Regions from separate parts of the Homo sapiens genome. Here region 1 is linked to region 2. The links are chromatin contacts, found by Hi-C or POLR2A ChIA-PET in ENCODE. All regions are on one chromosome and are shown on one strand. Each heading gives the region's core, a stretch centred on a gene start or an enhancer-like site at or near the end of the contact. The rest is flanking DNA. Distances are from core to core; before and after follow the strand shown. Region 1 overlaps THRB (thyroid hormone receptor beta). Region 2 overlaps UBE2E1 (ubiquitin conjugating enzyme E2 E1).

What was found. Hi-C counts contacts between places; a loop is a spot of excess contacts on that map. ChIA-PET counts read pairs that join two places held with the same protein, here RNA polymerase II (POLR2A). Pooled maps may share reads with other maps.
Region 1: a loop to region 2 is called in a map of colonic mucosa, with 4 times the contacts of the local background. The contact joins two enhancer-like sites. A Hi-C loop is called at or near these places in 4 of 168 maps with a recorded cell type or tissue (GM12878, colonic mucosa, left cardiac atrium and 1 more), 1 of 37 single-sample maps with no recorded cell type and 7 of 50 pooled maps. POLR2A ChIA-PET finds 5 or more read pairs at or near these places in 2 of 52 experiments (A673 and OCI-LY7).

The regions. Positions count from the first base shown.
Region 1 is chr3:24,257,636-24,264,138 of GRCh38, forward strand. All of the region lies in intron 3 of THRB (thyroid hormone receptor beta), which reads right to left. Among named protein-coding and RNA genes, the nearest start is that of THRB-AS2, 110 kb to the left of the region's middle. Within about 2 kb of position 2,661, at least 5 of the 41 ENCODE cell types and tissues checked have a DNase peak (open chromatin) inside an H3K27ac peak, as active enhancers do.
Region 2 is chr3:23,885,785-23,892,055 of GRCh38, forward strand. UBE2E1 (ubiquitin conjugating enzyme E2 E1) reads left to right here. Exons shown (of 6, transcript NM_003341.5): 4 at 1,783-1,915; 5 at 3,328-3,475; 6 at 4,725-5,856. The coding sequence ends at 4,822. NKIRAS1 (NFKB inhibitor interacting Ras like 1) reads right to left here. Exons shown (of 5, transcript NM_020345.4): 5 at 4,167-6,271. Among named protein-coding and RNA genes, the nearest start is that of NKIRAS1, 28 kb to the right of the region's middle. Within about 2 kb of position 3,732, at least 2 of the 41 ENCODE cell types and tissues checked have a DNase peak (open chromatin) inside an H3K27ac peak, as active enhancers do.

The DNA of each region.
Region 1 (6,503 bases), core at 1,411-3,910, 370 kb after region 2:
ATGCAGTGTGAAAGCAGCCACAGACAATGTTAAGTGAATGAGCACAGCCCAATAAAACTTTATTTACAAAAACAGGCAGTGGGCACTTTCCACAGTTTATTCCACAGTGAATTATATAATGCATTCAACACACAAACAAAACAAGTGAATGCACACTGTTAGACACAAGTGGGACAGCCTCCTGCAGTCACTGTGAGGCCTTGAGCATTCTAGCAGAGGCTAATATTCCACAGCCATTCATTCAGCTTCAGCTTGGAGAACTCTGCAATTAGAAGCTCAGTTATGTGGCTTGGCACCTCACACTTGGAGCAACACTTCCAAAATAGTGAGTGCATGAACAATAAATGGACTGCATGGAGAATCAGGGTCTGTAGTTTTCTGAGATCAAATTGGTGACATAAATCAAAACACTCTCTTTGTATGAATTTATTCACCGCAGGGCTGGAGATGAGTGACTTTGAACAGAGAAGAGAGGGAGGAGAATGAGGTGAAAGGAAGCATGCCAAGAGGCAGGATTAGGCACAGAGGCTGGGGCCTCGGACTCATTTGGGGGAAGATGGAAAAGTTAAAAAGGGCACCCAGCAATGCAAGCGACGCCTAAGAACCAACAGGGTGGGAGGCCCTGTCCGTCTGAGGCACAGAGACAGGAAAAGGCCGAAGGGTCTGCTGCTTGATTCACTCCCCTGGGCAGGCCTGATTTCAAAACCAAAATAAACTTAGGAGAGCCAGAGGGGAGGAAGGAAAGAAACAAACAAACAAGTGGAGCTTCAGCTTATGTTTTCTCCCAACCCACAGTCCAGTCCTGCGCCAAGCTGCCTGCAACTCCAGTTCTCATGTGGCATTGAACCTTCCCCTGAAGGACTGCTGCTCTGTACTTAGTACCATACGGGTAATCATCTCACCTATGATAGCTTTGTTCCCCAGCTAGACTAAAAGCATGCAGGTGGGGCCATCTCATCTGCTTTTGTGTTGAGTACAGATGTATACATTACTGCATACGCTGTAGTGCAGGCTCAGTGTGGATCTGTGCGGGCACATCATTACTTTGAATACCAACAGCTTTTACTCTAGCATGAGTCCTGTGATCAGTAACTTACAGCTCTACCTGGGCAGCAGGTATGATTATTATTTCCTTTTTCAACAGGAAGTCATTGATACATACAGAGGCCAAAGAACTAGAACGAGGTTACCAGCAAGTAGCAAAACCAGAATTCAAACCAGGTCACTCTGACTGGAGGCCCCAGCTCTTAACCTCTCAGAAGTACACTGCCTTTTCTAGAGTGTAGAGTTGGAAGGAACTCCAGAGATCGCTTGATTCAGTCCTTATTTTTAGATGTGGAAATGGAAAATTAAATGGCTTGCCCAAGGTCACAGAGCCACTAGCTGAGAAGCTAACTTGGCCTCCTGATGCTTCCTTCGTGCCCCCACTGCAGACCCACGCCTGCTCCATGAGCATCCAATAACTCTTCCATAAAGATTTATCAAAAATTCGAGGATGGAGCATCAGTCTCGACAGAATTTATTTTCAGGTGCTGCAAGGCAAGACTCTACATGGGCTTGGGATTGTTCCTACACAAAGACAAGCTGGCCAAGTTGAATGATTCAGGAGTTGCTTTAAATCACCAGATACATGAAGCAAGTAGGTGGCGGCATTTTTCTAAACAGGGACAAGTTACACATTTCAACTACGGCATGGAAAAGAGTGTCCTTCCCTAAGCTTAGAGCAAAAACGTTCATGCAAAAGTGAAACCATGGACACTATTAGTGCTCAGACACAAAGCTGACAGAAGCAGAAATGAACATGTTCTTAACAGTGTATGTGTATGCTGCTTTGACGAGAGAGGAACACACCGCCTTAAGACTCCTGGGAGCATACGTTTTGAAGGGTCAGAAAGAATTCAGCTTTGAAAAGTAGAATTAACAGCCACTTTGGTCCAAGTTTTTCACAACAAAGCACTACAAAGTGGGAATTAGCTCTGCTTACCTTTTTTTTTTTTTTTTTTTTTTTAAGGAAAAAAGCTTAACTCCTAAAAGTTATTTCCCATATCAGAGACTAGAAGTTTGTTTGTTTGTTTTTAATATATTGGAAAGCCCTCAGCATTTAAAGGAAGTTCTATTTGTTTAAAGATAGGTACAAAGAAATTCAGTTATAGATTTAAGTGATTTGGTTTATTTCCATTAACAAGTCCTTGTTTTCATCTATACAAATAGATTAATTAAATGTGTGTGTGTGTATGTAAGTTTTAAAAAGCAGCTTTATTGAGATATGATTCCCATATCATACAATTTACCCACAGAAAGTATACAGTTTAATGGTTCATGGTACATTCACAGAGTTGTGTGGTCATCACCATGGTCAATTTTAGAACAGTCTCATCATCTTAAAAAGAAACCCCATACCTTTCAGCTGTCACTCCCTTATCACCTCAACCCTAAGCAACCACTAATCTACTTTCTGTTTCTATAGATTTGCCTATTTCATGTAAATGGAATTATATAATATTGTGGTCTTTTGTGTCTGACAAGCTCTTATCTATATAATAATTTAGGAAAATACAGTTGTCAGGAGAGAAAATGAAGAAATGTTTTTTTCTGGGCACTCGGTGAGTCACACTTTATCTCTAGCTGACCAGTTTGTGTCTTACTAGCCAGGCAGCCCTTGCCGTATCCAGCACTCTGGACTCATGAGCTGTGTGGCAGCCCCAAGACTGTAGACATGACTCTCACCAGGAGGCAAGTAGGCTGGGGTTGCAGGGTGGATTTTGGACTGCAAGAATAAAAGGTAAGGTGGTCTTCAGGAAATGGTACAATTTCCATGCTGGAAAGCAATGTTTGCCTGTAAAGCTCCTGTTTATGAGACAGTAGTCATTTTATTCACTTATTCTTTCTCTGGCTTTCTCTTTATCATCATGTCAATTCCAGCTGCTCATCACTGGAGAAAAAGACACAATCATACTGATGGGCTCTGGGTAGACACATGGCCATGAACTCAGGTGCGCACTAAATGCTCTCAGGCACTCACAGTTCTTCCCCAGGTCACTGACTCTTCCATTCTCCTAGACAACTGTATCAAACTTCTCCTGTCTCCCCAGATCTCCAACAACTTCCCTCCAGTCTTCACTCTCAGCTATGTCCTGTCTTCCTATTTAACTGAGAACACAGAAGCAACTGGAAGATAATTCCCTACAATTCTTAGGACCACATCTACTCTCGGACCAGGATCTATACCTACGTATTCTATTACCACAGATCAGACTTTACATCAAAATCACCCAGACGGTTTGTTAAAACAGGTTGCTGGCCCCAACCCCAGAGTTTCTGAATCAGTAGGCCTGGGAAGGGCCTGAAAATTAGCATTTCTAATAATTCCCAAGTGATGCCGATGCTGCTGGTCTGGGCCCACACCTGGTCCTATCTAAGCTCAATCTCTCTTCTTGGGAATGCGACCCCAAGCCCTCCCACTTAGAGACATGTTGCAGAAATTCTCTCCTTTACCTCTTGCCTCATTACTTGGCCCTTCTTTACTTGGCCATCCTGTCAACTAGCAAACATGTTATTTCCTGAATCTTCAAAAATACATCTCTCGGCCAGGCGCAGTGGCTCACGCCTGTAATCTCAGTACTTTGGGAGGCCGAGGCGGGCAGATCACGAGGGCAAGAGATCGAGACCATTCTGGCCAACATGGTGAAACCCCGTCTACTAAAAATACAAAAATTAGCTGGGCGTGGTGGCACGCACCTGTAATCCCAGCTACTCAAGAGGCTGAGGCAGGAGAATCACTTGAACCCAGGAGATGGAGGTTGCAGTGAGCGGAGATCGTGCCACTGCACTCCAGCCTGACAACAGAGCGCGATTCTGTCTCAAAAAAAAAAAAAAAAAAAAACCAAAAAAAACTCTCTAGATCCCACTATACTCTTCAGCTTCCACTCCATTTCCCTGCTCCCCTTTAGAGCAAAGGAGTTGTCCTTACTCCCTGATTCCAATTTCTTTCCTGCCTTTTTCTCTGAAAGTTTCTCCAATCAGACTTAGTTCTCTCCCCACTCTTCAAAACTGTCTGAGTTAAGCCAACCCATGAGGCTCATATTGCCAAATCCTATGCAATTCTTGGAACTCATTTTATTAGACCTATCAGCAACACTTGATACAGCTAGCTTCTCACTACCTCTTCAAATCTTCCTCCATTTACCCTCCAGGATGAGACACTTTGCTGATTTTTCTCACTGAACAATCCTTTTCAGACTTTTCTGGTTCTTTTCCATCCAGCCTTTACAAGCTACAAGACTTACGCCTGGGATACCTTTTATTCTTCAGTTCTCTATCTGTACTTACTCCCTTGGTGATCTCATTCTGTCTCAATGGCTTTAAATATTATTCATAAGGTTACATTTCCCAAATATGTGTCTCTATAGACCCCAGACCTCTCCTTGAACTCTAGACTTGTATATCTAATTGTCTACTTTAATAAACTTGATATGTCCAAACTAGATTACAGAGCTTCCCCAGGCCTCCCTTAAAAGTCAAACAAACAAACTTGTTCCATCCTCTGTCTTCCTTAATCACTATAAATGATGATTCTAAATAATTCAGAATCAAAACATTCTTTCTACCTCCATCATTACTGTTATCATCTCTCACCTGGATTTTTATAATAACCTGGTCTTTCTGCTTTCATCTTTGTCCCCCAACATTTTATTCTCAACATAGCAGCCAGAGGTAGTCTTTTTAAAACATAAATTATGTCCCATGACTCCACAGGGCAAATTATATGTCAGTTCATTTGATCCCTGGGTGCCAAACCCTGCAATGGTTTTCCTATCACACTTGGGGTAAAAACCAAGTTCCCCACTCCCTCTGATTGTGTCTTCAGCTGTTGTTCCTCACTCACTCCATTCCAGTCTTGCTGAACTCCTTCTGTTCCTCAAACATATCAAGGGTTGCTCTCACCTCAGGACTTTTGAATGTGAGCTCTCTGCAAAGCTTCTCTCCCAGATACTGTCAGAGATCTTATACCAACACCTTCTTTAAGTCTTTGCCCAAATGTTACCTTTCAATAAGATTTTGCCTAATCACCCATTTAAATTACACCTCTCTTCCTAATCACTTTTCCACTTTCTCTCCAGAGAGCTTTTCACCTTTGAATATACTTCTAATATACTGCCTATTTTCCCCTACCCCCTACTAGACGGTAAACACCATGAGGAAGGGATTTTTTTATTTTTTTTTCTATTTTGTTAATTACTCTATCTCTAGAAACTACAATGGTGCTGGGCACACAGCAGATACTCAATACATTTATGTGTAGAATTTGATTCTTGCAAATATTCTTTCATCCAGTTTAGGTGGCTGGCGAAAACTGAACATGTCTTCTAGAGTATCTGGGCCCAGCATTGAAAGACAATAAATATTAGTGTGACATACAGGGGTAAACCATTCCATTTTTGGCTTTAAACATAATAGAAGGGGACATTATTCTTGAGCTTTTTTATGCCTTTCAGTCATTTATGTGCAACATTAAAATATTTTGCTACTTTTGGCATTCTTCCAATCCCACCTTGCCTGCTGGACTGCTTCCAATTTTCTTCTCTCTCCTTTCCTGTTCTTTTTCACCCAACAGCTGCCATGTACCGAATGTGTATGCCAGACTCTTTATACACATTATCTTATTTAATCCTTACAAAACCACTGTGAATTAGGGAGCATTATCTCTGTTTACCAAATGAGGAGACAGTTGCACAGAGAGGTAAAGTGGCTTGCTCAAGATCACATAGTTAACAAGAAGTTGAAGCAGAATGTGTCAGATCCTAAAGTCCACGCTTTTAAAATTATATTATGATGTCACCAATATGCATAATATATCTTATATGTCCAGTTTCCTAGTATTTAAATTTTGGCTTTTCACCCTCAATTATTTTTGGAGATTATACTGGAAATGACTTAATGACACACTAGATAGTAAACTTCATGTGGATTGGGGTTACAGGCCTTTTTTTTTTTTTGCTGGCATTCCTTCCATACCAGCACCATGGCCTAGACAGAGTGGGCACTCAATAAACATTTATAGAATAGATACTTGCTGACTTAAATATAGACATAGATAATTATACTAGTACATAGCTTATTTTTAGAACATATCTTTCATTCATAAATTAAAGATGACCTCTGGAAGCTTTAAAGAAGTAACTTTGTTGGAAAGCATGGGTTTTAAAAGTATTAATGGACAGTTGATACTACATGTAATAAGTACACAAGTCCTATGTCATCATCCAAAGTGATGTCTCAGTTCTTAGAGTTTTGGAGGCACTGAACTGAGGAAAGATGAAAAAATGATGTTTTTGCTCCTGCTTGGCATTGGCAGAACATATTTATGTCTTACTGACATTAATGTCTATTGGCCAAATTACATGTCAGTTCATTTAATCCCTGGGCACCAAACCCTGCAATGCTTTCCTGTCACACTCAGGGTAAAAACCAAGTTCCCCATTCCCCCTGATTGCATCTCTGGC
Region 2 (6,271 bases), core at 2,482-4,981:
GGGAGGCGGAGGTTGCATTGAGCCGAGATCGTGCCATTGCACTCCAGCCTGGGCAACAAGAGCAAAACTCCGCCTTAAAAAACAAACAAAAAAAACAAAACAAACAAAAAAACTCTCTCTGTATCTAAAACAAACTTTTTGGTGGCTTACACTTATAATCCCAGCACTCTGGGAGGCTGAGGTAGGAGGATTGCTTGAGCCCAGGAGTTCAAGACCAGCCTGGGCAACATAGAGAGACCCCCATCTACACAAATTAAATAGAAAACATTAGCCAGGTATGGTGGTGCATGCCTGTAGTCTCGGCTACTCAGGTGGCTAAGGTGGGAGGATCACTTGAGCCTAGAAGTCAAGGCTACAGTGACCCGAGATCATGCCACTCACTGCATTCCAGCCTGGGTAGCAGATCAAGACTCTGTTTCAAAAATAAAAAATAAAACAAGTTTTTAATAGTTTTTGGTAATACCCATCACAAAGAGATATTAAAGAATTAATAATAATGGTGATCACTGCCGTTTAATGAGAGATACCCATGGGTGTGTTGCTCTACAGTTTCCTTCTTTCTCTCACTTAATTCTGAAAACATTCCTGTGAGGTGGACAGTGTCCGAGCTCTTTCTGCCTCTTGGCCAGTTTGGGCCCTGTTCTTCCCATTACCCGCTATTCGGTTGCCCATATTTTCTCCCTCCTTTTTTGCCATGTCATGTTTTCTTCCCCAACTTGTATTCTCCTCTGCTTTTCCTTTGTAATAAGCTCATTCCCCTAACCTGTTGCATCTCTCACACCAAATTTCAGACCAAAAGAAAAACCTGTGATGGGTTTGGGGAAAGTATAGGCCCATGGGTAGGCTTTTTATTCCCTCCCTCTTCATCTCTTCTGTCTCTTAAATGAAGGCATCAGACTTTGTAACCAGTTAGCAGAGGGCATCTTGAAGGAGTTTGTCTTGTTCAGCATCAAAACCCCTGACATTTAACCCTCTGCCTAGTACATGGGCATTCAGTAAGTGAGTGAATAAATCCAATTCACATCGTACATTTATTTAAAAGAGTAGTTTTGCTGGGTGCGGTGGCACTCTAGAAGCCAACACAATGCTTTAGAATGGTATTGTGGCCAAATTATGGTGTACCCAAGTGTATGTAACAGTGATTTATGATAACAGCTAACAGGGTTGGAGGAATGTCTCAAGTATTAGTATTTAGAGAACCCAATTATAGAATACACATTGAAATGAAAATTGAATAACCTGTAACTGGATACTTACCATTCTCCTCCCACCTAACATGGACATACTTTTTACATTATAAACCATCTATTAGATTCTTTTAAAGGTGAGATTATGGAGATAGAAGAGCAAGGAAGAGCCAGTTAGTGGGTCAGAAAATGAAACTTCTGTGCTTAAAATGGTCATAAGTGATGTAGCTGTGAGCAAAAACTGCTCGCATTTGTCACTAATTTCGCTTCTAGGTGCTGAGATGTGTTTCCCATTTTAAGTATTGTTTACACTTTCCTACGTGTCCAGGAGAGTTTTGAGAATTGAGGAAAGTTTCCTGCTTATTCGTAGCTAGGTAGGCTTAGAATGGTTTTAACATTCTTTTATCATCCAGTTTGCTTGACCAATGGCTATGGGTTTGTTGCAGTTCTGCATCCGTTTCTGTACTTGTTTTGTAAAGAGAATCCACACAGTAAACAAAAGAGAGGAGAGAGGTAATCTTTCCATCTCTTTTAATACACTGTAAAAATTGGGATAGTGCCACCATCTGCTTATTTGTTGACGTATTATTCACAGTGCTGGTCCCAAAGGCGATAACATCTATGAATGGAGATCAACCATTCTAGGGCCTCCAGGATCCGTGTATGAGGGTGGTGTATTCTTTCTCGATATCACTTTTACACCAGAATATCCCTTCAAGCCTCCAAAGGTAAGAAATCTCCCTGTATGCTCAAATTTACTAATTCCCACAAGAGAGCAACTGTTGAGGTTTTTCTAAATTTAATTTTTAATCACAGAAACTAGATTTATCTTATGTCCTAATAGATCTGAGTATTTTAACATATACAAAACACTTCTTTAGGTTGATTTTGCCTTATCTGGCAGAGACCATTCTAGGATTAAGTGCTTTGTTTTGATGGTGCTTAAAATTGTGCTATTTATAGTAATATTGTCAGCAACCTAGAATTAATCCCCTGTTTTCCAGCCCATAGAGAAATGTTTTTGAACCTTTCTCGAGGTTAAAAATGGTGTCAAGCCAGGTGCAGTGGTGTGCACCTGTAGTCCAGCTACTTGGGAGGATTGTTTGAGCCCAAGAGTTTGAGTCCAGTCTGGGCAACAAAGCAAGACCCCAAAAAAAGGCAGGGCAGGTCAGGGGGCCAAACAACTAGAGAATCAGAATCTCTTCCCAAAGCTTTGGATTCTGTTGTGCTCCCTGTCATGTTTTGGTCTTGTTCCTTTACCTCCAGGCCTCAGTTTTCTTTCTAGGACAGGTGAGGATTGCCCAAGTCACCCATCTCCTGTACTCAATCTATGATTCTCATTCAGTCAGAAAGAAAACCCCGTCTTGGGGATTAGGTAGACTGCCAGATAAAAGTACAACTGCAGCAACAAGAAGTAATCGAAAGTCACTTTTTTAAAAAATTGGTAAAATTACAGGTAATTTTTACTTTGTGTTTTGGTATATTTCACAAATAAAAATTAAGAGACCCAAATAACACCAGCTTATGTGACTTGTGTTCTGCTGTGGTCCTTGCCCATTACTGGCTCTGCATCCATGGACACTCGATTATATAATAGTAAATTCTGTGATGTAGGTAGACAGGATGTCTATAGGACCTGATGTAACGGTCAGAAAAAAGCAGAAATAGACTTCTCTTCAAATTTTGTTCAGCCTTTTGGGTGTAGTCATTGTTTGCTAAGTATGTTGTTTAATTATCTTTATGTACCCATTATGTTGCACTTCAGTTTTTAAGAGGTATTTATGATTCTCAGTATTTTAAAGCTTACTTTGAGGCAGTGTAGTACTACCAGCTAACACAAGAGGTCAGCAAACAATTAGCTATTCAAACTTGGAAATGTTAATATTTAAAAGATTTAAAATTGCTAAAGATGAAATTAGGAAGTACTGAACTTACCGTCAGTGGACATAACATTTTAAATGAAATTGACACAGTCCCTGAGATGGTATCAATGAACACTTTCTAATCAAATTTATTGTCTATCTTCTTGACAGCTTTAATTAAAACTGCTTTTAGTCACCTTCTTAAGGGTCATTCAGTTGAATATTTAGTAACAAGTTTGTTTGCTGTTTAAATATTGTCTGTCACTTGTTTTTTTTAGGTTACATTTCGGACAAGAATCTATCATTGTAATATTAACAGTCAAGGTGTTATTTGCTTGGACATATTGAAAGATAATTGGAGTCCAGCACTAACCATTTCTAAAGTCCTCCTTTCTATCTGCTCACTTCTTACAGACTGTAATCCTGGTAAGGTTCATAATTCTTTACCTTGTTTTATTCTTCCTTACCTGAAAAATACTTGTTTCCAAAAGCTTTCAAAGGACAAAACTAATTTTTCTGCACAAGTTTGTGAATACAAAAACTAATCGGCTTTTCAAAAGAAAGTTTTAATCAAGTTCAGTCTACTAGTTGAGACACACAACTTCATTAATCAGTATATTCTAGCAACAAGGTATTTTAAACTGAAGACTGACGTAAGTTTGCCTTGGGCTTTTAGTTTCAATTATTCTTCCTCCTTTTTTTTTCCTGTTGCTTAATTTCCCATAGAGTTCTTATAAAACAAATCAGACACTTCTAAATGTCGAGTCATCTGCCTGGCAAGCCTCACCTGTGCCTCTGGGGTTCAGTGAGCATGTGTCCCATAGCTGGTCACTGAGATGGCACTCAATTTTGAAAATGGTAGTTGTTAAATACTTAGTGACTATTGAATTGTGACTTTTTTGGGACTTCATTTCATTTAAAAAATATTTTTCTGTAGTCACAGCTACTAGGGTGGCTGAGGTGTCAGGATTGTTTGAACCCAGAAGGTCAAAGCTGCAGTGAGCCATGAGCATGTCACTGCACTGCATTCCAGCCTGGGTGGCAAAGCGAGACCCTGTCTCAAAAAATATATATATATACACATATGTATATATATACACACACACAGACAAATATATTTTCTAGGTAAACCAAATATAAATTTATTAAAGATCCTAAGATTCAGAGAAATACTATACTTAATTGGAGGTCCAGGTTTTGCCTGGCAACCTGGCTCTTTAACCAGCGTAAAGGTTAATAGTGTTGCACTGCAACAGCCCCGAAGACTTCACAGTATTCACAATGCCGTTAACTGGTGACATTGAGCTAAGGGTCACATGAACACAGCTGGATGTTCATTGCAGTCTGAAGCCTTGACCGTTCCAGTCTCTACTGAACTCAGCCTAACACATAAGAGTAAAGAAACTCCAATTGAGTGTTGTTTGTTGGGAGAAAAATGGAATGAACTAAGATAAAGACAGACCAGTACACTAAAGCCTAAGCATTCCCTCTTCCCCCAACGTTATGTTTTTTTGAAATTTTGATGGAAAAATATCCAGCATGGTGGAGTGGTGTTTCGAAGATGGGTTTGATCACACATACTTTGTCGTACGTATCTACCCAAGCTGTCACTATTCGCTAAAGTTTAAAATGTTCTTTTCCTTTCTCCAAAGTAATCTACATTCTTTTCTTCCAGCCGACCCCTTGGTGGGAAGTATTGCCACTCAGTATATGACCAACAGAGCAGAACATGACAGAATGGCCAGACAGTGGACCAAGAGATACGCTACATAAATTGGGGTTTCACAATTCTTACATTATTTGTCTGTCACAGAAGAGAGCTGCTTATGATTTTGAAGGGGTCAGGGAGGGTGGGAGTTGGTAAAGAGTAGGGTATTTCTATAACAGATATTATTCAGTCTTATTTCCTAAGATTTTGTTGTAACTTAAGGTATCTTGCTACAGTAGACAGAATTGGTAATAGCAACTTTTAAAATTGTCATTAGTTCTGCAATATTAGCTGAAATGTAGTACAGAAAAGAATGTACATTTAGACATTTGGGTTCAGTTGCTTGTAGTCTGTAAATTTAAAACAGCTTAATTTGGTACAGGTTACACATATGGCCATTTATGTAAAGTCCCTCTAAGACTACATACTTTTTGTTTAAAACAAAATTGGAATTTGTTTTCCCTTCTTGGAAGGGAACATTGATATTTAACAGAGTTTTTAGAGATTGTCATCTCATATATATAAAATGGACACGTGGCTATAAAACACCATATAAGAGATGAGTAGTGCGTTTTATTTTATATGCCAATCTACTTTGTTTAAAAAAGGTCTGAATCAGGACTTGTGAAAACCTGTAGTGAAATACCTTAAGCTGTTAACTAACTGTAAGGCGTGGAATAGGAGTTGCTCAGTGGATTGGTTCTATGTTGTGGACTACTTAAGTCTGCATTTGTTACTGTGCTAATAAACAATATTAAAAACCACCTAATAAACACTGCTGTGTTCATTTACTTTTCTTTTGCCTTTTGGTTGCCATTCGCAGATTCTTCTGAAATCGATAGGTATCTGCTTCTAAAACAAGCTAAAAATAATGCATATTTAGTAGGTATTAGTTAGTTACCTATATTAGGATCTGTACTTTACACAGCTGTAGATGAGGTATCCTAGAAAAGGTTAAATAATCTACCCCATTTAGGCTTCAAAGACGAACCCTACTGCATCTTTTTAAAAGCATTTTCTGACTTGCAGATGCTGTAGTAGCAAGTACATGAGAAATGGGTTCCGTCATGGATAAATTGGTACCCTGCCTTAGGGGGCATTTTGGCAGTACATGTCCTGACCCAGCAGTTCTGTTTCTGTATGTCTCTTTCAGAGAAACTTATCTGGATACACATACATTCATTACAGAATTTAAAAAGAATTGGTAACTGTTTGTACTAATATAGACTAAGTTGCATTAGTAGGAAACAAAGCAAACTGGAAGGTACTTATTTAAAAATCATTATGAAAGCATTTGTCCATCTATGTAACATGCATGGGTGGGAAGCTAGATTAATATTCAATAACCGGGGGAAAAGGGTAAGGGGGTGAGTTAGTGTCTGGTAATTTTTTTTTACCAAAAAATGAATTTATGATGAGAAATTTTGAAGAATTATACTGTAGCAGCAATAGCTGATTTGTAAGTATCGTCTTTTATATGTAGTAGTTCTTCACTAGAGCTCATGAAAAAAGTA